3 separate regions of the Homo sapiens genome follow, and all the other regions are linked to region 3. The links are chromatin loops, found by intact Hi-C in ENCODE. Cell type or tissue: natural killer cell. All regions are shown on one strand. Each heading gives the region's core, and the rest is flanking DNA. Links, peaks and the distances in the headings are about the cores only.

Evidence for each region. Peaks named below come from ENCODE experiments on the same cell type or tissue, not always from the same donor. Only the 100,000 strongest peaks of a DNase experiment are listed, where the experiment ranks them.
Region 1: it touches region 3 in a loop (3.0-fold over the local background); 4 of 110 quality-filtered maps call a loop at or near these places.
Region 2: it touches region 3 in a loop (3-fold over the local background); 4 of 110 quality-filtered maps call a loop at or near these places.

What each region holds. Positions count from the first base shown.
Region 1 is chr9:131,664,893-131,672,196 of GRCh38, reverse strand. All of the region lies in intron 1 of RAPGEF1 (Rap guanine nucleotide exchange factor 1), which reads left to right. Among named protein-coding and RNA genes, the nearest start is that of RAPGEF1, 72 kb to the left of the region's middle. RefSeq lists enhancers at 1,788-1,907, 1,968-2,177, 2,208-2,287, 2,942-3,011, 3,042-3,151 and 2 more. In natural killer cell, for the core only: no CTCF peak of the experiment used is centred there; DNase peaks (open chromatin) are centred at 3,476, 3,606, 4,396, 5,236 and 2 weaker places; H3K27ac peaks cover 4,000 bases.
Region 2 is chr9:131,725,316-131,732,619 of GRCh38, reverse strand. The region is part of intron 1 of RAPGEF1 (Rap guanine nucleotide exchange factor 1); the gene reads left to right. It also overlaps the pseudogene RN7SL328P. Among named protein-coding and RNA genes, the nearest start is that of RAPGEF1, 11 kb to the left of the region's middle. RefSeq lists enhancers at 2,713-2,862, 2,913-3,292, 3,563-3,672. In natural killer cell, for the core only: no CTCF peak of the experiment used is centred there; DNase peaks (open chromatin) are centred at 3,039, 3,329, 3,899, 4,259 and 2 weaker places; H3K4me3 peaks cover 412 bases; H3K27ac peaks cover 3,891 bases.
Region 3 is chr9:131,404,680-131,411,983 of GRCh38, reverse strand. The region is part of intron 1 of PRRC2B (proline rich coiled-coil 2B); the gene reads right to left. Among named protein-coding and RNA genes, the nearest start is that of PRRC2B, 14 kb to the right of the region's middle. RefSeq lists an enhancer at 2,619-3,119 and a silencer at 4,123-4,242. In natural killer cell, for the core only: CTCF peaks have their summits at 3,696 and 3,912; DNase peaks (open chromatin) are centred at 1,833, 3,933, 4,633, 5,673 and 1 weaker place; H3K4me3 peaks cover 1,076 bases; H3K27ac peaks cover 3,456 bases.

The DNA of each region.
Region 1 (7,304 bases), core at 1,724-5,723, 260 kb before region 3:
CTTCTCCCTCTCTGAAATGCCCACCTGTGCCTTTGCACCTGTGCTTGGTCCTTAGTTCCAGGCTCAGGAGGGGAAGCTAACCAGTGTCTTGGCAACTTTTGGCTATGGGCTAGGTTTGCGGTCTTCACCACCATACATGACCCCTAACCTACAGCAGCACCTATTGGCCCAGTGAGGGGGTTTCTCCACTCCACACTCCAGGGAGAAGGGTCTTCACATGTTTCAAGTTGGTTGTGATTAAGTTTCGTGAAACGATATTAGCCTTAATACATGCATGGCCTCTGAGATTTTCTGTTTCATGTTTTCATCTATGACATTGATTTTGGGAAGTGCTAAATGGGTTGGTTGTGCATCGTAAACATCAACATTGGGAGTAATCCACAAATCCACCCCTCAAGTGGCCAGGACCAGTTCCCACAACTCTCCAGGGCACCTGTTCTCCCCCAGCTCAACTGCCCTGCACTTTCCACAGCCAGATCCTGCACCGTCTGCCAGTCTCGGTTCCAGGGCCTCCATTCATGAACTTTTCCTGCATCTCTCACAAAGTGACCCCCACATGTCCTCAGCATTTGACTCACCTCACAGTGTGCCATAGCCCTGGGTTGGAGGCTTGACTTTCTTGTCAGCTTATAGACCACCTGAGTGCAGAGCCTGCATTCCAGTGCCCCCAGAACCTCTGTGGCAGCAAAGGCCCCACGTTGTTGGGCTGGTTGGAGGCGCTCAGCCACATTGCAACCCCAGTTTTGTGGGCGGGCCCAGAACTGGGACTTGGTTTTTAACTTTGTTTCAAGGGGAAGGTGTGTTCTGATTCCAACAACTGACTTGGAAAAGACCGATCTCTGCTTTGCCTCTCCACCGTGTGGCCCGTGCCTCCTCCCTGGCGGGCTGAGATGTAGGCCTTCAGACAGACGGCAGGAGGCTGCCTCCTGTGGAGGATTTGGGCCTTTAAAATAGAACTTCAATTCCAGGAGACTTAGAGGATACAGCTGCTGAGGGAGAGCAATGAAAAATGAGATTCCCTCTTGAAAAACGATCACTATTTCCTGCTCTGAGGATTCTAGAGTAAAGCAACTGAGTTTTTGAAGTTGGGTTGCCCCTGGTTTTTCCTAGGGGCATTCCCCGGACAGTGTGGGGTTTAGAGAGTGTTAAATGAGAGAGGTAATTTGGAGGGAGTTAGAGGAATGCTATTTGGCTGAGTTCAAGATCCAGGGAAGGGGGATGGCTGTCTTTTCAAAACACTTGGTTGAGGAGCCTCTTTAATCAGTATGGCGAGTTTTGTAACTGATCACAGACTGCTAAGGCATAAAGGCAGTGAGAAAGGGAGGACTTTCTGACTTAGGAAGATCCCCTTCTCCGCTTTCTTGCCAAATGTTGGCAATTCCAGGCATCACTGAAATATATGTTCTTCCCCAACCCATTATTTTTGGGGTTGTTTAAAAATAGTGTCTTGGTTGCACCCATAATCCCACCTCCCAAGTCGAGAGAGCCAGTGTATAACTTTGGCCTCTTCCTTGAGGCCGGGAGACTGTCCCGAGGTTTTGCGCTGAGAGTATTTTTAGCCCAGGTGCTAGCACAGCCGGGAGGTCTTTGATGTGCGTCTGCTATGAACCAGCCATCTTGGTCCTGGGCTTTTCCAGAAGGGTGTAATTCACTTTTACAAGCAGTCCTGGCCTGGAAGTCTTTTCTTCTCCTCTTACAGTGACTTACTCCCCTGGTGATCAAGGTTGTGAACACACTTAATAAACAGCTTATTTGCTAGTCTTTGGCTTCAAAAGGGGGAAGAGGAGCCTACACCAAGATTGTGGCATCTGCGTCAGAAGCGAGGGTGGGGACAGGATGGTGGTGATCCTAGCCAAGCCCAGTGTCCCACGCTGAGTGGGTGCTGACTTAAGTGGAACACTGACCCAGAGGAAATAAGAAAAGTCCTCTAGGGCCAAGAGCAGACGTGAGCCCTCCTTCCTCTGAACTTGAATTCTGCTTTGTTTGAACAATCCTTAGGGTACTTACTCCTCTCTCTACTAAATTAGGAGACCGTGTGGCTGGTGTGTGAAGCAGAACTGATTCAAATCCAGGGTCTGTCACTTACTCCTCGGCCTCACTCTCCCTGTCTGTGGCATGAAGACAGTGGTACCTGTATTGGAGGGTCACTTCGAGGCTTCAGTGAGATGAGGCCTGTTGAGTGCCTGCGGTGGTGCTGGGTGCTCACTGCACAAGAAGTGGTCCTAGTCATTGCTGTGTAGCCATTGTCATCGCTGCCAGCTCCACGTGGGCAGGGCCTTGTGTTACTCAGCACCTGATACAACTCCCTGTACATAGTGGGGGCCAATACATTTGACTGGAAATGAAGTGGATTGAATTTTAGGCTCTAACCCAATGAAATTCTGTCTGTGCTTAAACCAGGAGGACTTCTGATTTTCCCAGAACCTCAAGGGCCCTCAGGAGCCTCCCGTGGGGGTTAGGCCAGTAACTCTGAAGTAAGAGTCAGCTGGTATCAGTAGCACCAGGGTGGGCTCTTCTATCCCAGCCCTCTGCATGCTTGGGTGTCATGTCAGAACATGAGGAGGAGAAAGGGCTGAGGGAGGCGAGTTGACGCTTTCTCCTCCAGTTCGGAGGAAGGAGCCTGAACTGCCCTCGTTCAGGGGCAGGGGGGCCTGGGTGGTAAACTGGGCCTCCTCCTGACCCCAGCACCTTGCAAGTGCTTTGCGTGTAAATGTTTATGGAGTGAAGGGGTGGATGAGTGAGGATGCCACGCAGTGTCTGACCTGCACTGTGCAGTGCAGCCTGCTTCCCTAAGGTGACAGGGAAGGACTTTTGAGGTGACTCCTGTCCCTTCACTGTCTTCTTTCTCTGCCCATGAGCTCCTTCTGCAGTGTCCCAAGCTGCTAGGGATTGTGGCTGCCAGCTCCTTCCCCTGTTGTCTGGGAGATAAATACATGAATGTATGCTTACTGACGAATGAAAATGCTGTTTTTCCTCTGGAGGCCCAGAGGGTGGCCTGTCAAACTGTGAGTTCTCAGAGTCTCTGAGCAGGGCTAGCGCAGCAGAGGTGGGGGCCGTCTGCTGCCACCTCCTGCCTGCAGGCCCATGGGGCTCCATCACCACGACCCAGCCCCAGCTAGACAGGCCTTCCTGCCCCCAGACTGGCTGCTTTGCTGGTGGCACTGCACTGGAGAGCAGGAGGCTGCGGCCCCGGCAGAGCACTGTTGGAGTGCTGAGATGGCATGCTGCCTCCACCTGCCCCTCCTAGGCTGGCAGCCATCCTAACAGGCAGGTTCCTCTGAGCCACGGAGGCTGCCCCAAACAACTCCACCTAAAAGACAAAGGCCGGGGGAGGGCTCTGCCTCCAGATGATGAGATGTACCCTGGCCTCTGCTCTGTGGTTTACTCAGAATAAACTGTTATTTTACCATCACTCTTTTTTTCATTTTGCCTCTGAAAATAAAGCTGAGAAATGACTAATTCACATCTCAGGAAGCCTATGAAGTCTGTGGTTTTCATCTCTAGATCAATGCCTAACAGTAATGGAAAAGAAACGCTTCCCTGGGAGTAGGCCACCGTGGGGACAGGCCGCCTTGAGTGGTTCAGGACACCGGCTAGGGCTGCAGTCACCTTGTCTGTGAAAATGGGAGGGGAGGGGAGGTTTAAACTTAACCCTGTGACCTTGGCCAAGGTCCATGACTACCGTGTGACTCGGTCTCGTCATCTGTTTAGTGGTAATAAGAATACCTCCCCTCTGATGTTAGCATGAGGACCAGGCATATGCCAAGAGCTCCCCACATATTAGAAGCCCCACTCCTGGCTTCTAAGGGGATTTCTTAAATTGTAAGTTTTTTAAAAATCTAAATTTTAATATCTAATTTAAAAATTTCTGAGAGGAAGTTTAAAAACAGCCGCTGCTGATTTAACCACTTGATTGGGCTCCGGGAGGGAAGCCGCTCTGAGTCTCAGAGGCGTCCCTTCCATCCCCTCAAGCAGCATCTGTGGTTTATAAGAGGAGCGAGTCTGGGAATTCTCTTCACGTCTCTGGCAGGTAAGGGAGGGGCTCCCTGGACATCATCTCCATGCTTTGTTCACGCGGAAAAGTTTACCTGACGAGGGCTGTGGGTTCTGTTTAAATCCTAGGAGATGCTTAAGTTATTAGAATTTTTCTCTATTTTTAAAGCCAGTTGTGTTAAGAAATAACAGCTGTCCACTGAAGATGGTGGCATTTATCCCAAAAAGGAGTATATTTTTGAACGGTCTGGTGGCCACAGATGACATTTATGAATGTTAACTAAGTGCCAGGACTGGGCTTAGTGACTCACTGTATGTGCAGTACTGTATGACATCCTCCCAACGGCCCAGTGAGGTAAAGATCACTACTCCCATTTTACAGCAGAGAAAAGCAAGCCCCAGGGAGGCCAGCTGACTCAGCATCACACAAGATGACGGCCTTTCCCTTCCATCTGAGACGTGGGTGGGACGGGAATACGTGGATAGGCTGCCCTAGGCCACGTGTAGAGATGAGTGCCACTTCTGTTTGCCCCATGTCATAGCCATAGGACATGGTGGCAGTTCCCCTTTGAATGACTGTGGTCCCTACCTTCAGAGAAAATCAGTCTGGAATGTTGGGAAGCTGTGATGGTAGAGATTTCTTCTCTTGAAACAATAGAAGACTGCCTCTTTTTCCATGCATTCCATCACCAGACCTTGCACAGTGACATTTCTTGAGGCCATCACCCAGCCACCTCTGTCCCTGTACCAGGTACTGTGGAGGAGGAAATGGGCAGTACCTCCGTGTAGGAAGAGGGTGTGGGAGGGCTCCATAGTCTGGGACTCCAGTGCTGCCCTGAGCCCTGCCTAAGGCGAGCAGGAAGCCGCCTGTGACTCGGTCTCCTCATCTGTTGAGTGGTAATAAGAATGCCTTGGCTGGGCGCAGTGGCTCACACCTGTAATCCCAGCACTTTGGGGAGGCCGAGGCAGGCAGATCACTGGAGGTCAGGAGTTTGATACCAGCCTGACCAACATGGTGAAACCCCATCTCTACTAAAAATACAAAACTTAGCCAGGCGTGGTGGCAGGCACCTGTAATCCCAGCTACTAGGGAGGCCAAGGCAGGAGAATCACTTGAACCCGTGAGATGGAGATGGCAGTGAGCCGAGTTCGTGCCACTGCACTCCGCCTGGGTGACAGAGTGAGACTCTGTCTCCAAAAAAAAGAATGCTTTGAAGGCGAGCAGGAAGTGCCACCTTCAAGACCTCAGCACTCCACCCTGAAGCAGGCAGATCCAACCAGGCCAAGGCTCTTTGCTTCATGTCCCAGCCGTCCCATCACAGGAGGTGAGGGCCCAGGCTGTGCGTCTAGTCCAGCAGCACTGGAAATGTGGCCAGTGCCATCTGAGATGTGCTGAAGTATAAAATCCACAGCAGATTAATATGAAAGAAAAAGAAGGTAAATAGCTCATTAATCGTTTTTATATTACATGTTGTAATAATACTTTAGATAAATTGGGTCAATTAAAAAATATTTTTAAGACTGGGCACAGGGACTCTTGCCTGTAATCTCAGCACTTAGGGAGGCTGAGGTGGGCAGATAACTTGAGGTCAGGAGTTCGAGACCAGCCTGGCCAACATGGTGAAACCGTCTCTACTAAAAATTCAAAAATTAGCCAGGCGTGGTAGCAGGCACCTGTAGTCCCCGCTACTCAGGAGGCTAAGGCAGAAGAATCACTTGAACCCAAGAAGTGGAGGTTGCAGTGAGCTGAGATCTTGCCACTGCACTCCAGTCTGGGGGACAGAGTAAGTGAGACTCTGTCTCAAAAAAAAAAAAATTTTGTTTTAATTACATATGTGGTTCACACTATGTTTCTATTGGATAGTACTGGTCCAGAGAGTCCGTTAGAACCTAGAGGAGGAGGGTGAACAGTATAATCTTTCTTGTCTATTCCCTGGAGGTAGCTTGAACAACAGATGTTCTAGTAACCCAGGCTGAAGCGTCCCACCAAAGAAAGTTCCTGAATGAGTTGTCTCTGACTCGTGTGCTAGAACTACTTAGAGAATTATATTAAAAATCCATATAAACCATCTTATCTACATCTCTGATATTACCATCTGGTGTAGACTGAATGTCATAGCTGTTGGTTGTTACAGGGTTAATTCATTGATTCTTTTATCTGCGTGTTTGCTAACAAGCACTTATTTATTTTATGATGTGTCAGTTATTGGGCTAAGTGCCAGATTCCAAAATGAATGAGATTTGATTCTCTCATTGGGGTCTCAAAGGACTAGTAAGTAGAACCCTTCTCTGTCCCCTGAATTCTGAAAGTTGGAAAAGAAGACAGTAAGGTAGATAGATGGGGACCCAAATATCACCTTGATTTCTAAAGCCTTGCTTGAAGGATGCAGCTTGTTCTAAGAGCCCAGTGAGCTTCCCAGTATTGAGTCCCAGGATTAGACCAACATTACCCAACCACTCATAGTGGCTTTGCACTTGTCAGGCCTCCCCATCTGGGGGACATCGGAGAACAGGCTTACCATGGAGGGCTTACTCTCAGAGGTGGGGAGGGGGTTGGTTGGGGCGGCACATGGTTGGGTGCAAATCACACAGGGCCTCTCTGAGGGAGAATAGATGCCATCAGAGGTTTTCAAACAGAAGGGTGACATAGCGAGACTTAGCTCTTATAAGGACTACTCTGATTGCAGAGTTGAGAATGGGGAGGGCAAGGAGCAGGGGACAGTTAGAAAGCCATCGCGGTCGTCCATTTGAGGAATAAAGATGGCACTGGGCAGGCTGACCGTGGTGCAGGTGGTGAGAAGTGGTGGATTCTGAATGTACCATTAAGGTAGAACTCACAGGATTTGCCGAAGGATTGCCAGATGGACTCAAGCAAAAGAGAAGAATCAAGGATTTTAACCTGAGCTGCTGGAAGGGTGAAATGTCCTGTTTACCAAGATGTGGTCAAAGCAGGTTTGGGAGGAAGCTTCAGAGATACAGTTTTAGACTTGTGTTTGAGCCACCTGTCAAATGTCCAAGGGAATCACCAAGAGCTTGTGTTGTGTAATGAGACCACCCAACAATGAAGTCATCTGGCCCTCTTCTCTATCTACACATGTCCCTGAGGGCCTCCACTGGTCTTCTAGCTTCCTATACTGTGTATATGCCGACAGCTCTCGAATATATACCCCTAGCCTTCACCTAGCTCCTTCACTTCTCTTGAACTGCCAAATTCAGGCTCCTGTGGATGTCTAATACAGTATTTGTAAGAAGAGGAAATAAGGATGGATATACTACTTATTTCTGTGTAAATGAGGGATAAAACAGAAGTT
Region 2 (7,304 bases), core at 1,514-5,513, 320 kb before region 3:
GTGTTTTCCTGTAGTCCTCTGAACACTAATGATGAGGTTAGGATCAAATTCCCAGAACACCACTGGGAGAACGCCAGGACACCGTGAAGGCTGAGCCGCCACTCGGTTCTGATGCCGCATCCATTGGTCAGTGCACGTTCTTTGAGCTTCCACTTGAGTGCACGTTCTTTGAGCTTCCACTTGAGTGCATGTTCTTTGAGCTTCCACTTGTAGTGACTGCCTGGTTCTTTGGGATGTGCAGGAGCAAAGCGCTCTTAGGTAATGCTCGTTCTGCCCTGTGTTTACAAACCAAGGCCTGTGCCAGCTCTACTCAGCCTGACACCCATAATGAGCACCATCCCAGGAATCCCTGTCCCTACTTGTTATTTTTTTTTTTTTCAGTTGGCCTTTGAATGTGATTTAGGACTGGCTTCCTGCAGCATTACTCTCTTTTCCCAGGATGACTGTGCAGCGTGTGCTGTCTAGGGCTGGGGTGCAGGCTGTTGGTGTGCCTCTGGCACCCCCTTCCTTCTTTGTCAAGAGGCATGGGCAGTATTTTCTTGCTACTTCCCCCTCCTCTGTGAGCTAAGGTACAGGGGGGGAGGTTCATCTGAATTTATTAGAAATCTGCTGTCTGCTGGTCACAATTCCTTTCTCCCACTTTCTTCTCCCAGGCTGTAGTTTGAAAGACAGGTGACAATTCTCTGAACCCAAGTCCCACCCTGCAGTCTGGACTGCTGCTTCCCGGAACACCACGACTCCTGTAACAGCTTAGACTTCTGTCCCCACAGTCCCTTAGCAGCAGCTTTCTCTTTGCTTTTCACTGGCTTGCCCAAACCACACAGTGACTTTACTGCATATTAAGTTTTGTGATCAGGCGATTCTGCAGTGCTTTTAAAGCGTAGAAATGGAGCACTGAGCACAGGATGCTGTGTGGTTTGCCCAGGGCTGGGTTCAGAGGGGCGGATTTCAGGCATTTGCTCTATAGCTTTTAAAATTTGTGCCACTGATGTGGACCTGACAGATGCGATTCCCAGCCACACACTGTATTGTTAAAAACGGAGCAGGAGTGTGACACTGACAGTAACTGAGAGAAGGAAGGACATGGAATGAGAAGAGAGGACAGCTGACATCCAGTGGAATGTGACCGTGTTAAATAGCCACTTAGCTGACCCCAAACGAGCAAACAAACAAAACCCCTGGTTGGAAACAGTGGTTGTATTTATTTGCTGGTTATCACATGCGCCCATCCTCCTTCAAGTGATGGTTCTGAATAAATAGATGGATGATTGTTCATGAGTCATGGAATTGGCTACTCTCAACCCCTCCTTTCAATAATAAATACAAATAATAGTAGTAGCTGATGTTCATTAGGCACTTACCACGTGCTGTACCAGGCTCGCTTCTGTATATTTTACACTTGTGGTTGCATTTAATCCTTACAATAGGAGAAAGGTACTGTTAACTGTTCTCATCCTACAGAGGAGGAGACTAAGACACAGAGCTTTTCTTTGAGACCTGAAAGAGTTAACATTTGCACATAGTCATATACTGAGTTGGGGCAAAGTTAGGACTAAAGCCCATCTGACTATTCCCCATGCATCTATATTTTTATTGATTCTGATATTATTCTCTTGGCTGTGTGACTTGGGTGAAAATGAGCCTTCATGTTTCCAGGGACCCCTCTGCCACAGAGGCAGCTGCTGCACTAACAGGACACCCCATCATCCTGAGGATTCCTTCAGAAGACAGCTCTCCTCCTGACTGTCCTGCTGGAGCTCACAGGGGGCTGCGGAAGCCTTGCTTCTGGCTGGGTGACCGTGGGCAAATTGCTTAATCTCCTGAGCCTCAGGTGCCTTTGTTGTAATTTGGTAGGGTGGATAAACCCACCCCGGAGCCCTTTCTAATGCTGGTTCTTCTTCTTTTTTTTTTTTTTTTTTTTTGAGATGGAGTCTCACTCTGCTGTTGCCCAGGCTGGAGTGCAATGGGGTGATCTCGGCTCACTGCAACCTCCCCCTCCCAGGTTCAAGCAATTCTTCTGCCTCAGCCTCCCAAGTAGCTGGGATGACAGGCGCCCGCCACCACGCCCGGCTAATTTTTGTATTTTTAGTAGAGATGGGGTTTCACCATGTTGACCAGGCTGGTCTCTTTGGCCAGGCTGGTCTTGAACTCCTGACCTTGTGATCCGCCGCCTCAGCCTCCCAAAGTGCTGGGATTACAGGTGTGAGCCACCTCCCAGCCTAAGGCTGGTTCTTTGGGAGTCTAGACTGCAGTATGTGGGGTGGACTTATTGAGGCTTGTTTTGTTGATGATTTTTAATGGCAGTAAATGTTGGATAGCACTTAACTAATCATCAAAATAGCTTTTGAAACATTTTTGTACACATTAGTTTCTTTGTTGTTTTGGGCTTTGTTAATTTGTTTCTTTTTTTTTTTTTTTTTTTTTTTGAGAGGGAGTCTCGCTCTGTTGCCCAGGCTGGGGTGCAGTGATGCAGTCTCGGCTCACTGCAAGCTCCACCTCCCGGGTTCACGCCATTCTCCTGCCTCAGCCTCCTGAGTAGCTGGGACTACAGGTGCCCACCACTTCGCCTGGCTAATTTTTTGTATTTTTAGTAGAAACGGGGTTTCACCATGTTAGCCAGGATGGTCTCGATCTCCTGACCTCGTGATCTGCCCGCCTCGGCCTCCCAAAGTGCTGGGATTACAGGCGTGAGCCACTGCGCCCAGCCAATTTGTTTCTTATCATAAGTATGGAGTTGCCCAAGATTTTTCCCAGATGAGGATGATGGCAGCTCACATTTATTATTTCCTGTGTGCCGGGAACGATGCTAGGAGCTTTACCTTCAGACGTGTGTGTGTGATTTAATTAATTCTGTTCTTATAAAGAGTCAGCAATGGCAGGTATTGTGCCCATTTGACAGTTGAGGAAAGGGAGGCAGCAAGAGGGAAGTGACTCGCCAGGGGTGGGTTGTGTATTGCTGAGAACTGGAGTTTCACTTCTCTCCCCTTCCTGGGGTCTAGGGCTGACTTGCCGGCACCACCACTGCCTTGGGTTGGAATGTACTCTGGGGTTCCCCCGGGGCTTTCCAGCCTCTCTGTAGGACTGTTAAGGTGGCACCACATCTGCCTACAGATTTATGAAGAAGCCCCTGGTTTCTCCATTATTGAAGTGGCTTAAAAAGTACATTTGCTGAAAATATTGCATGAGAATCTGCTTTGGAGAAACCTTTCACAGATGGCACAACGGTAGGAAGTGGCCCTTACGAGTTAAAGTAGTTCCACCCACCCACCCACCCAACACTGGCTGTCACTGAGTGTCAAGCAGCCTGCCAGGGGAGGAGAGGGTACTGAGAGGGCTGAGGCGTCAGTGCCCTTGGGGAACTGACAGTCAGCCACCACCTGCGTTGTGTACAGGAGACTTTTGATCTTGGCTCTCACACCCTCATCCGTGTTAGAGGCAGCATGAGCCTGAGCTGAGAGGTGGGAGACCTGCCTCATGGCCCCTGGGCCTGCACTGATGCACTGGATCAGTGCCCCTCCCCAACCCTGTCTTTCCATCTGTGCAGTGAGCCAGTACAGAACAGTGTCTGAGAGCATGTGCTTCAGGTCCTCTAGCTGTGGCTTTAGATACCAGCCCTCCTGTGTCATTGTTGTGGGATCTTGGGCATGTCACTCTGTCTTGTCTAACTCTCAGTTTTTCCTTATCTGTAAAATGGGGAAAATCCTAACAGTACCTACCTTATGGTATTGAGGGAGAATTAAACGAGATGATGTACATAAGCATTTAATCAGAGTCTGGACACATAAGAAGTGCTCGATAAATCTTAGCTTTTGTTCTTACTTCAGGTCGCCTTCTACTCTAAAGTGACCATTTCTTTAAAAATGGTAATCTGGTAACTAAAATTCAAACCTCAGCACTCACAGAGAAGGGGAGGTCCCTGACTATTGAGGTATTTCCTTTTAGGCTGGTTTGTTCTTTCTCTTTCTCTCTCTAAGAAAGCTGAAGTCCAGGGAGTAGGTTTTTACAATTAAGTAATAAACTTTTGAAGTGATCACTCGTAGGAAGAGTAGAGGGCAATTCATTTCAGCTACACATATCCCAGTGCATGCAGGCAGACCAGGAGGCCCTGATTTTAATTTGAGTCTGTCTGGAAGGAATGGGCCTGTGCTTGCAGGCTGTGGTATATGTCAGAGCCACAGCAGGGCTGATACACCAACAGGTATATTTTTTGCCCTGTCTCAAGGGACACCTCCCCAGTTTCTCCTTGCGGGGTGACTTTCGGGGATTAATTAAATCATCTTCGTTCAGCTCTGGAGGTGAAATGATCACAGAGTGTTGCATTTGTGACAGTTAAAAACCACAAGACATTCAAGGTCCTCGTGTACAAAGTAACTTACAAGTTGCATTGAGCACTGCAAGAAGGGGGATTTCATACCCTTTATTTTTCTTTCTTGATTAACTTTCACAGTAAAGATAAATTCAGAAATGCTGTTTTGGTGTTCTGAGTCTTCCTTAACCCCTGCTCCACTGGGAATTTCGGGTATGTGAAAGTAAATGTGTGTAGTCTCCTTGCAAATTTGTCAGTGCAGCTAGCATGAAGCACAGTGCTATTTGCAGAGAGACCAAAGCCCAGTCAACCCTTTTCACTTTCTGTAATCATTTGGTCCTGGAGCTACAGAACCTCTCAATTAGCATAACCACACTAATTTGTGCTTCTGCCTCAGCTTGTCAAGAGTGCCTTGCAAATATTAATTCTCTGAGCTCATCAGAAGACCAAAGGCATAGATCAAAAGCATGCTTTTCTGCATGATCTGTCCTTGTTTTTTTTCTGTTCATGAGGAGCTTTCTCTATTAATTACCCTAAATATGCAAGGTTGTAGAATGAAGCTTTTATATTTGACAAGTAAGAATTGGGCTAGGGACCTGGATTACAGGGACTCGGGCTAGGGACTGCCTGTGCTGCAGGGGTGCGGAGTTCCCTGGCCTCAGCTTGGCAGGAGAAATGCACGTACTGCTGAGGAAATTCTGTAGGCTAAAGTCATGGGGAGCGTGTGAGTCATGATCACCAGAAATGCCTGGACCTGTGGCATCTTTGGGTGATGAAGAGGGAACCAGCTTAGCACTGCCACAGACACACCATGTCCTCTGGGGCAAGCCAGGATTCCTTCCTGGGCCTCTGAACCCCACTCTATAATTGGAGGGCCTTGAACTGGAACAGAGGTTCCTGAGCTTTTTAAGATCATAGGTCTCCCAGGAGTCTGATGGAAACTCTGTGGACCTTGTCCCCAGGGAGAAAGATTCATTATGTGTGGACATGTTTCTGCCAAGCCGTAAATTCCCACTACTATATGATAAGTGAGAATTCGCAAATACCCGGGGTCTTGGAAAGATCAAATAGAATTTTTGTTGTCTGAAACAATCAGGACTTAGTTCAGTCAGGTCTGAGCCCTAGTAACAGTAATTATGCATTCCCAGAATTTGGTAAGGATTTTGTGAAATGGGGCTTGTAAGCTGCTGGGTGGAATACCTGCATGGATAAAAGGGGGAACCTTCCCCTTATGGGTGAGGTTTAAAAAAAAATTATGTATAGTAAAATTGATGTTTTGGGGATATACAGTTGTATTTTTTGTTTTTCATTTGTGATGGGGTCACACTGTCACCCAGGCTAGAGTGCAGTGGTACCATCGTGGCTCACAGCAGCCTCGACCTCCTGAGCTCAAGGAGTCTTTCAATTTCAGCCTCTTGAGTAGCTGGGACTACAGGTGCGTACCACCACACCCTTTTCATTTAAAAAAATTTTTTTTGTAGAGACAGGTTTCCCTATGTTTGCCAGGCTAGTGGGGTATAAAGTTTTGTGCGTTTTAACACGTGTAGATTTGCATAACCACTACCACATTCAGAATACAGGCCAATTCCATCACCCTGAGTGAAAAAGCCTTCTTGCCGCCCCTTTGCAGTCATACCCTTCTCCCACCCTGGCAGCATGGATCTGCTTCCTTTCTTTTTTTTTTTCTTGAGACAGAGTCTCGCTCTGTCCCCCAGGCTGGAGTGCAGCAGTGCCGTCTCAGCTCACTGCAACCTCTGCCTCCTGGGCTCAGGTGATTCTCCTGCTTCAGCCTCCCAAGTAGCTGGGATTATAGGCATCCACCACCGCGTCCGGCTAATTTTTGTATTTTTAGTAGAGACGGGTTTCACCACATTGGCCAGGATGGTCTCGAATGCATGGCCTCAAGTGATCTGCCCGCCTCAGCCTCCCAAAGTGGTGAGATTACAGGTGTGAGCCACTGTGCCCGGCCAGCATTGATCTGTTTTTTATCTATACCTATAGATTTGCATTTTCCAGAATACCGTGTAAGTACAACCATAAAGTGTGTAATCGGCCTTTTACTCTGTACTGACTTTGAGACTCGTCAAGTTGTCCTTTTTATCACTGGTTCATTCCTTTTTATTGCTGAGTAGTATTCTATTGCATTGACATAATAACTGCTTATCTGCGTGAGAATTTGACCTTGGCTGACTATCTGTCTGTTTGCTAGAAATAGACAAAGATGGCACAGGACCAACAAAAAACAACCCAATTTTGGCCGGGTGCAGTGGCTCACACCTGTAATCCCAGCACTTTGGGAGGCTGAGGCGGGTGAATCACGAGGTCAGGAGATTGAGACCATCCTGGCTAACATGGTGAAACCCCGTCTCTACTAAAAAATACAAAAAATTAGCTGGGCATGGTGGCACGCGCCTGTAGTCCCAGCTACTCGGGAGGCTGAGGCAGGAGAATGGCATGAACCTGGGAGGTGGAGCTTGCAGTGAGCCGAGATCACGCCACTGCACTCCAGCCTGGGTGACAGAGCAAGACTCCGTCTCAAAAAAAAAAAAAAAACACAACCCAATTTTTAAATGGGCAAAGGGCTTGAATAGGCATTTCTCCAAAGGAGATATACAAATGGCTAATAAACACATCAAAATGTGCTCAACATCACTGATCATTAGGGAAGTGCAAATCAAAACTACAAACAGAGCTGGGTGCAGTGGTGCGTGCCTGTAGTCCCAGCTACTCAGAAGGCTGAAGTGGGAGGATTGCTTTAGCCCGCAAGGTCAAGACTGCAGTGAGCTCTGATAGCGCTGCTGCGCTCTGGCCTGGGTGACAGAGTGAGACCCCGAAAAAGAAAATTAGCTGAGCATGGTGGTGTGCGCCTGTAGTCCCAGCTACTCAGGGACTAAGGAGGGGACTGAAGCAGGGGGATTGCTTGAGCCCAGGAGTTCTGGGCTGTAGTGCACCATGCCTACCTGGTGTCTGTACTAAGTTCAGCATCAATATGTTAACC
Region 3 (7,304 bases), core at 1,684-5,683:
AAAAAAAAAAAAATTAATTAGCTGGGTGTGGTGGCACATGCCTGGATCCCAGCTACTTGGGAGACTCCCTTGAATCCAGGAGTTTGGGGTTGCAGTAAGCCGTGACTGTGCCACTGCACTCCACCCTGGGTGACAGAACAAGACTCTGTCTGAAAAAAGAAAAGAAAAATCCCAAATTCTGTAAAGTAAAACTGACAACAGTGCAATAAAACAAGACATGATGAAAGTAGAAATAATAACCCCAAGAGCTGGAAAACCTAACACTCTCTACTAAAAAAGTTTTGAATCTAAGTGGAATTCAAAACCACACCTGCAAAATATCTAGAAAATAGTACAAATGAGGCCAGGCGCAGTGGCTCATGCCTGTAATCTCAGCACTTTGGAAGGCCGAGGCGGGCGGATCACGAGGTCAGGAGATCAAGACCATCCTGAACACAGTGAAACCCTGTCTCTACTAAAAATACAAAAAATTAGCCAGGCGTGGTGGCAGGCGCCTGTAGTCCCAGCTACTCGGGAGGCTGAGGCAGGAGAATGGAGTGAACCCGGGAGGTGGAGCTTGCAGTGAGCCGAGATTGCGCCACTGCACTCCAGCCTGGGCAACAGAGCAAGACTCCGTCTCAAAAAAAAAAACAAAACAAAAAACAAAACAAAACAAAAAAACAAACAAAAAAAAGAAAATAGCACAAATGAAAAACAGAACACTGCATAACAAAGCTTTCTTCCCCTGCCGACACAGTCTCGCTCTGTCACCCAGGCTGGAGTACAGTGGCGTGATCTCGGCTCACTGCAATCTCCACCTCCCGGGTTCAGGCGATTCTCCTGCCTCAGCCTCCCAAGTAGCTGGGATTACAGGTGCCTGCCACCACCCCCAGCTAATTCTTTTTATTTTTAGTAGAGATGGGGTTTCACCATGTTGGCCAGGCTGGTCTCCAACTCTTGATCTTAGGTGATCCGCCCTCCTCGGCCTCCCAGAGTGCTGGGATTACTGGCCGTAAGAAAACTTTCAAAGCAAAAATAAATCTGTACTCAGAGGAAATATCCTAAAAACCAAATTCCTAACGAAAAAAAATGAAATATAAATTAAGCATCCAAGTTAAGAAATCAGAAAAAAACCAATGCAAGCAAATGTAAGGGAAAGCAGAAACAATGAAGAAAAAGCCTAAAGAGAGCTAGGGAGTGTAATAAATACATCTGCATAAAATTGCATTTAAGAATAGGAGCTCCTCCAGTCAGGTGAGGTCCACAAGGAAAAAAAGAAAAGAAAAAATGAATAAAATTAGTTCCTTGAACGAAGAAACAAAATAGATAAACCACTCAGAGAAGGGTATTAGTACTTCCATTTTATAGACATGAAGGCTCCGCAAGGTTAAATAACTAGTTCAAGGTCACTATCATCCAGTTAGTGAGTCTAAAAAATCTGAACCTGAACCCGGGGTGATGTGACATCCAGACTTACTTGGGCAGTGTTGGGCACTGGAAGAACGACGCCTGCTGCCATGATTGGGAGGCCCATGCGGTGGGCCCCAGAGAATGGCCCCACCTGCCCACGGTACTCCCTGGCCCTGCCAGCACCCCTGGGGACCTGAGGTGAATGTGAAGTGCAGGCCTGGCCTGCGGTGGGGTGTGAACTGGCGCTGGCACTGTTATCTTTACTCTAATACAGCATCCCACACCCCCAGAGTCTGCACCAGCTCTGGGCTCCTCACCCACAGGGTCTGCCTGGAGCCCCTCTCCTCATCTAGCTCACAGGCAGGCAGGCTTGGGCTGAAGCCTGAAGAGGACTCTGGCTGGAAAGCCCATATGCGGTCTCCAAGTTCCTGCCTACCTCCCGCTTTGAAGATGCGGTTAATTTAGCAAGGGGGGTGGGGAAGAAGATGATTTCAACATATGGTGAGTGATGAACAGTTGGACAGATGTGCTATACAAAGGCCTCCCTCTCTGGCGTCAAAATTTAACAAGGACCTGGCAAATAAAAGAAATACATGAAATACATGGGCTTCTTTCAGTTACTCCTTCCTTTTCCACCTCCAAATAATGGTGAATTAACAAATGAGAAGTACTCTGCAAATGCAACCAAAATCTATGTTCTTTATTGTACAATCTGATTTAGTAGAGAAGAGAAATCGGAGACAGCATTTGTATTGGATTGTTCCTTCTAACCAGATAAACAAAGCAGTTTCTGAGGGCCACTGACACATCAACAGAGACAGACGATTGAACTAGTTAAATTCACAGTAACCACTGGGGCCCAATACCAGGAGCCAGGGTGCACTGGATGGGTCTGCGTGGAATACGAAGCCTGGAGCAGCTCTTACCTCACGGTAAGTTTGATCTGGCACCAGGAAAAGAGCCACCAACACAGCAGCTGCCCCAGCCCAGCCCGGCCCCCACAGGCTCCACTGTACTGAAATGCATGCGAGTTACCTTTGTTATTATCTTTGTAACCAATACATGTTACTAATACACATTCAGTAAGACAAATTCAAAAGATACTAATGTGGCCAGGGAGCAGTGGCTCACACCTATAATCCCAGCACTTTGGGAGGCCGAGATGGGCAGATCACCTGGGGTCAGGCGTTCGAGACCAGCCTGGCCAACCAACATGGTGAAATCCCGTCTCTACTAAAAATACAAAAATTAGCCAGGCGTGGTGGCAGGCACCTGTAAGGTGCGGTGGCTCACGTCTGTAATCCCAGCATTTTGGGAGGCCAAGACGGGCAGATCACCTGAGGTCGGGAGTTCGAGACCAGCCTGACCAACATGGAGAAACCCCATCTCTATTAAAAATACAAAATTAGCCGGGCGTCGTGGCACATGCCTGTAATCTCAGTTACTTGGGAGGCTGAGGCAAGAGAATCGCTTGAACTCAGGAGGTGGAGGTTGCAGTGAGACAAGATCGCGCCATTGCACTCCAGCCTGGGCGACAAGAGCAAAACTCCATCTCAGGAAAAAAAAAAAAAAAAGTGGCTGAGCGCAGTGACTCATGCCTGTAATCCCAGCACTTTGGGAGGCCGAGGGGGGTGGATCACCTGAGGTTGGGAGTTTGAGACCAGCCTGACCAACATGGAGAAACCTCGTCTCTACTGAAAACACAAAATTAGCTGGGTGTGGTGGCACATGCCTGTAATCCCAGCTACTCGGAAGGCTGAGGCAGGAGAATCACTTCAACCCAGGAGGCGGAGGCTGCAGTGAGCCGAGATCATATCATTTGCACTCCAGCCCGGGCAACAAGAGTAAAACTCTGTCTCAAAAAAAAAAAAAAGATACTAATGTGTGCACAAGAAAACAATCCAACTCAAAAGGTAAACAGTGTTAACAAACTGGTGGACAGCCTCCAGGCTTATACACATTCATATTAGCAGTCATGGTCTTCTCTACAAATGCAGGAAGCTACTGTATTATTCAACCTGGGTTCTTCTCTTTCTATACATGGTCATCTTTCTAAAAATATACATAAGTTCTGTTTAGTTCAGACTTAAAAATTAAAAGATAAAAATACACATAGTGATCTACCTCATTCTTTTTAATGCCTACACAGCATTCCACTATACAGTGGCATCGTATTTTATTTACCCATTTCCCTACGGAAATGTCCAACTGAACATGTCCCACCACAAATAATGCCACAACCAACACTCCAGTACATGTATCTTTACATGCTGGGGCCAATATTTCTTTACAACCTGGCATCTCTGCAAAGCACATTTTTCGTTTGTGTCCATAGAAAGAAAAGAGTTGAGACCTGTAACCCCGCACAGAGTAACCAGCAAGGCCCGAGACCTCTCATTAGGTAAATTACATGGGAGTCAGACGCCCTTCGGCAGCAAATGCCCAGACAGGCAGAGAACACAGCCTACTTACAACAACCCCATCCTCTTCTTCCCACCCCCTCTAGCTGTGGCACTCCCACAGTTCAGCTGCAGGAGGCGGATTAGGGCCAACAATGACTATCACCAGAAGCACCGAAGGACTCCTCAGCAACCACTCCAACCTGGATGCAATGCCTCCCGTTACCCCGGTGAGGAAATACTCCATCGGGCTGCCCGAATAAACATTACAGCTGCAGAGAGCATCCTCCTAACCGCCACTAAGGTGGCTGTCCTTACTATCACCCCCTATTTGCAGATAAGGGAACAGAGGCTCAGAGGTGAAGTGAGAACCAGGGTCACACAGTGCCCTCCTCACTCTACCACAGCTTCTCAGAACTGGGCCACACGCCCTCGGGTGTTTGCTGCTATAGAGACGTTCATCAACTCAGCCGAGACAAAGGAACTTTCTCTTTGATGAAAATAAATAAATCCAAAAATACTGAAGTGGGAGCTAAAAGGGCTGGGTTGGTATAAATAATCTCCAGCAAAGGCCAAAGGACTGGACCCCAGAAGCCGTGCATGACTTCTCCTCCAAGCCTCAGACACTAGAGGAAACCCAGGACAATCGCCGGCGAAGCCAGTTCTAAAGTAACAAAGGAATAAAGGACAGATCCAAAATAAGGGCCAGGGATTACTACGCCAAGGGCATTCCCAGGTACGCCAAGCTGTGACTTCAGAACGGTGGGAAAAGGGAGCATGCACCCTCACTCCAAATACACTACACACGTTATAAACACCTTACCCACAGACTCCTCACCTCACCCAAAACTCTATACTCACAACTCTCCTCCCCCACCCACCATCTCCCCGAAGCGTCTAAAAAACCGTATTGCACTGCCCCATTACCCTAAGGGCATGCCCACCTTTCCCCTTCCCCCACCCTCCAACCATGTCAACAGCAAATTGTAAAGCTGTGGGATCTTTGGAAGCAGCACTTGTTAATTAAACCCAGTCTATGCCACTGCTGAACTTTACCAATACAACATTATGATTCATCCAGGGTGTGCAAAGAATTACAATGGCCTTTTCTCCCCTCAAAAAGCTGAAGAGACCACACTAAGGAGCCATATGAGATGTCTTTGCTTATATTAAGGTCTACCTATAAACAGTCACACCTCCCACCTTCCAGTGGTCACTTCAGGTTTAGAATTCATATGCACAGTTAAAACAGTCCCCTTAGTTAAAAACAACTGGTTAAGACAGCAGTCCTCTCTTGATATTATAAAGAAACAGCAGGGAAGAAGGAATGACTTTCACTTTCTACTCTATACACTTCTGGAGCTTGATGTTTGTAGCAAGGCTGTATTGTAACTGTGACACGCCTGTATTGTAACTGTTACATTGTTTTTAAGATCTCGGTGAACTGAGCAACATAGTATCAACACCATATACTGTTCCAAGTTGACTAGGTTTCCTACACTGCACTAACACTGCATCCCAGAAATTACGCCAATCTTTGCAGCAATGCTGTGAGACAGGTTCCGTATCCATTTGGGGCAGATAAGAAAACTGAGACTTAAAGGAGCAAAAGACATGATTTGTTCAAGACCTCATAGCAGGTAGGTCTAAGTGGCTGAAAGGAACACTCCTGTCGGCCTGAGGTCAAGTCAGGGCTGTTGCTGGCCCAGCTGCAGTCTCCCTTGCAGCCAGAACCCACAAACTGCCTTAACATGCCTACCTTCATTCCTTCCAAGACATTTACCTGAAACTCCCCAAGAACACAACACAACAGACTAGACACAGGGCAGCTGCCAGCTATCAAACGCCCTTGCTCGTGGGAACAGACATCCGCAGTGGTGTTCATTGTGGAGAGATGTACAGAAGAGCCCTGATGCACCTGCCCATGGGAGGCCCTTGCTAGTTAAGGTGACTGAGCTCCAGGAGGTGAGGGCAATGCGCTACGGGTCCAAATCTTTAGCATGTAGCACAGTGCTGAGCACATAATTAGAAACCCCAACACCTAGGTAACAAACAAGCCCCAAGTGTACAAAAGCCTGCCTGCTCCAAACCCCCGGGCCCCCGGGGAGGGCTGAATCCAGGAACCATTAATAGCTGCGGTCTATGGAGAGCCTGCTGTCTTGTGCCAGGTGCCCTATCAACTCTGCAGCACATGACCCTCTGAATCCTTTCCCAGGTCCTATGAAGGTGTTACTATCACATTTTGCAGAGGAAGAGAATGGAGATTCAAAAAGATTTAAAAGCTGGCCCCAGGTCACCCAGCTTCTAAGTGGTAGAACCTGGACTTGAAGGCAGCTGACCCCAAAGCAGGGCTTCCAGTGTGGGGTGCTGCACTGTGCCTGCAAGGGAGAGCTACTCTCCACCAGGAAGAGGGGGCATGGCATTCCCAACTCTCCCAGCGAGCTCTCTCTGAATTCCAGCTAACAATAACCCCCCCAGGAGCCAGAGCAGTGTAATTCCAAACCGCACCTCCTCTTGCCAGAGCACAAATCCCCGCCAGCCTAGCCTGATGAAACACCACCACCCAGGCATTCCAGTGCTTCATTTCTGCAGTCACTTCAACCAATGGTGTGATCTCCTGGAAGAACTAAACCAAAGTGGGGGGCAGGAGGGGTGGCAAGTGACGCCAAGAGGTTGAGTCGAGAAGTGAGATATGCACAACAGCCACTATCAGGAGCTGCAAAAGCGCCAACAGCAATGAATATTAACAGCAACAAAACCACCAAGGACTGTGAAAGACGGGGCTATGAGAAAACTTAAAATGGAGGCCGTCTCTGAATTTTATGCACCAGGCTCCAGTGTATAACAGTTGGAAGAAAACAGGCAGCAAGGACAATCATTTTACTTGATACAGAAAATCAACCTTAGACCTGGCTGTGTCTATCGCCTCCTTCCAGCTCCCACAGTGGCCTTCACCTAACAAGACACCCAGAGCAACTCCTCCAGTGGCCGCTTCTGCACTGTGAACGGAGCTGCTGTGTCTGATCGCTGTCTGCCCAAGCTCACCAAAACATCAGACCCTACGCTCACCACAGAAAGCCGCAAACAGTAGCTTTTGATTGGAAAATGTGCACACCCAAAACAATCCAAAAAGCCTGTTCATTTAGAAAAGCCCATAGTCCAGAAACATACGCTCACACATATAAGCTGATACAAAGTTTTCTGAAGAGAAATCTGGCAGAATTCTTACCAAAAAGCTATTCAGTTGAAGAGTCCACACTGCAGAACCACATTCTCACACTTACATGCTTACATACAAATTGTATGTTTTTGAAAACAAATCTGGTACAGTTTGACCAAAATTGTGTAATATTCCAAAACTACAAATAGCCCAAATGTCCACCAGTAGGAGACAGAGGTTAAATCAAGTATACCCACAAAATATTCTCTGCAGTTGCTAAAATAGATAACATAATCCGTCTGCGTAGCTGTCAGGGAGCACGCTGAGACATTTTATCACGTGAAAGGGCAGCAGCA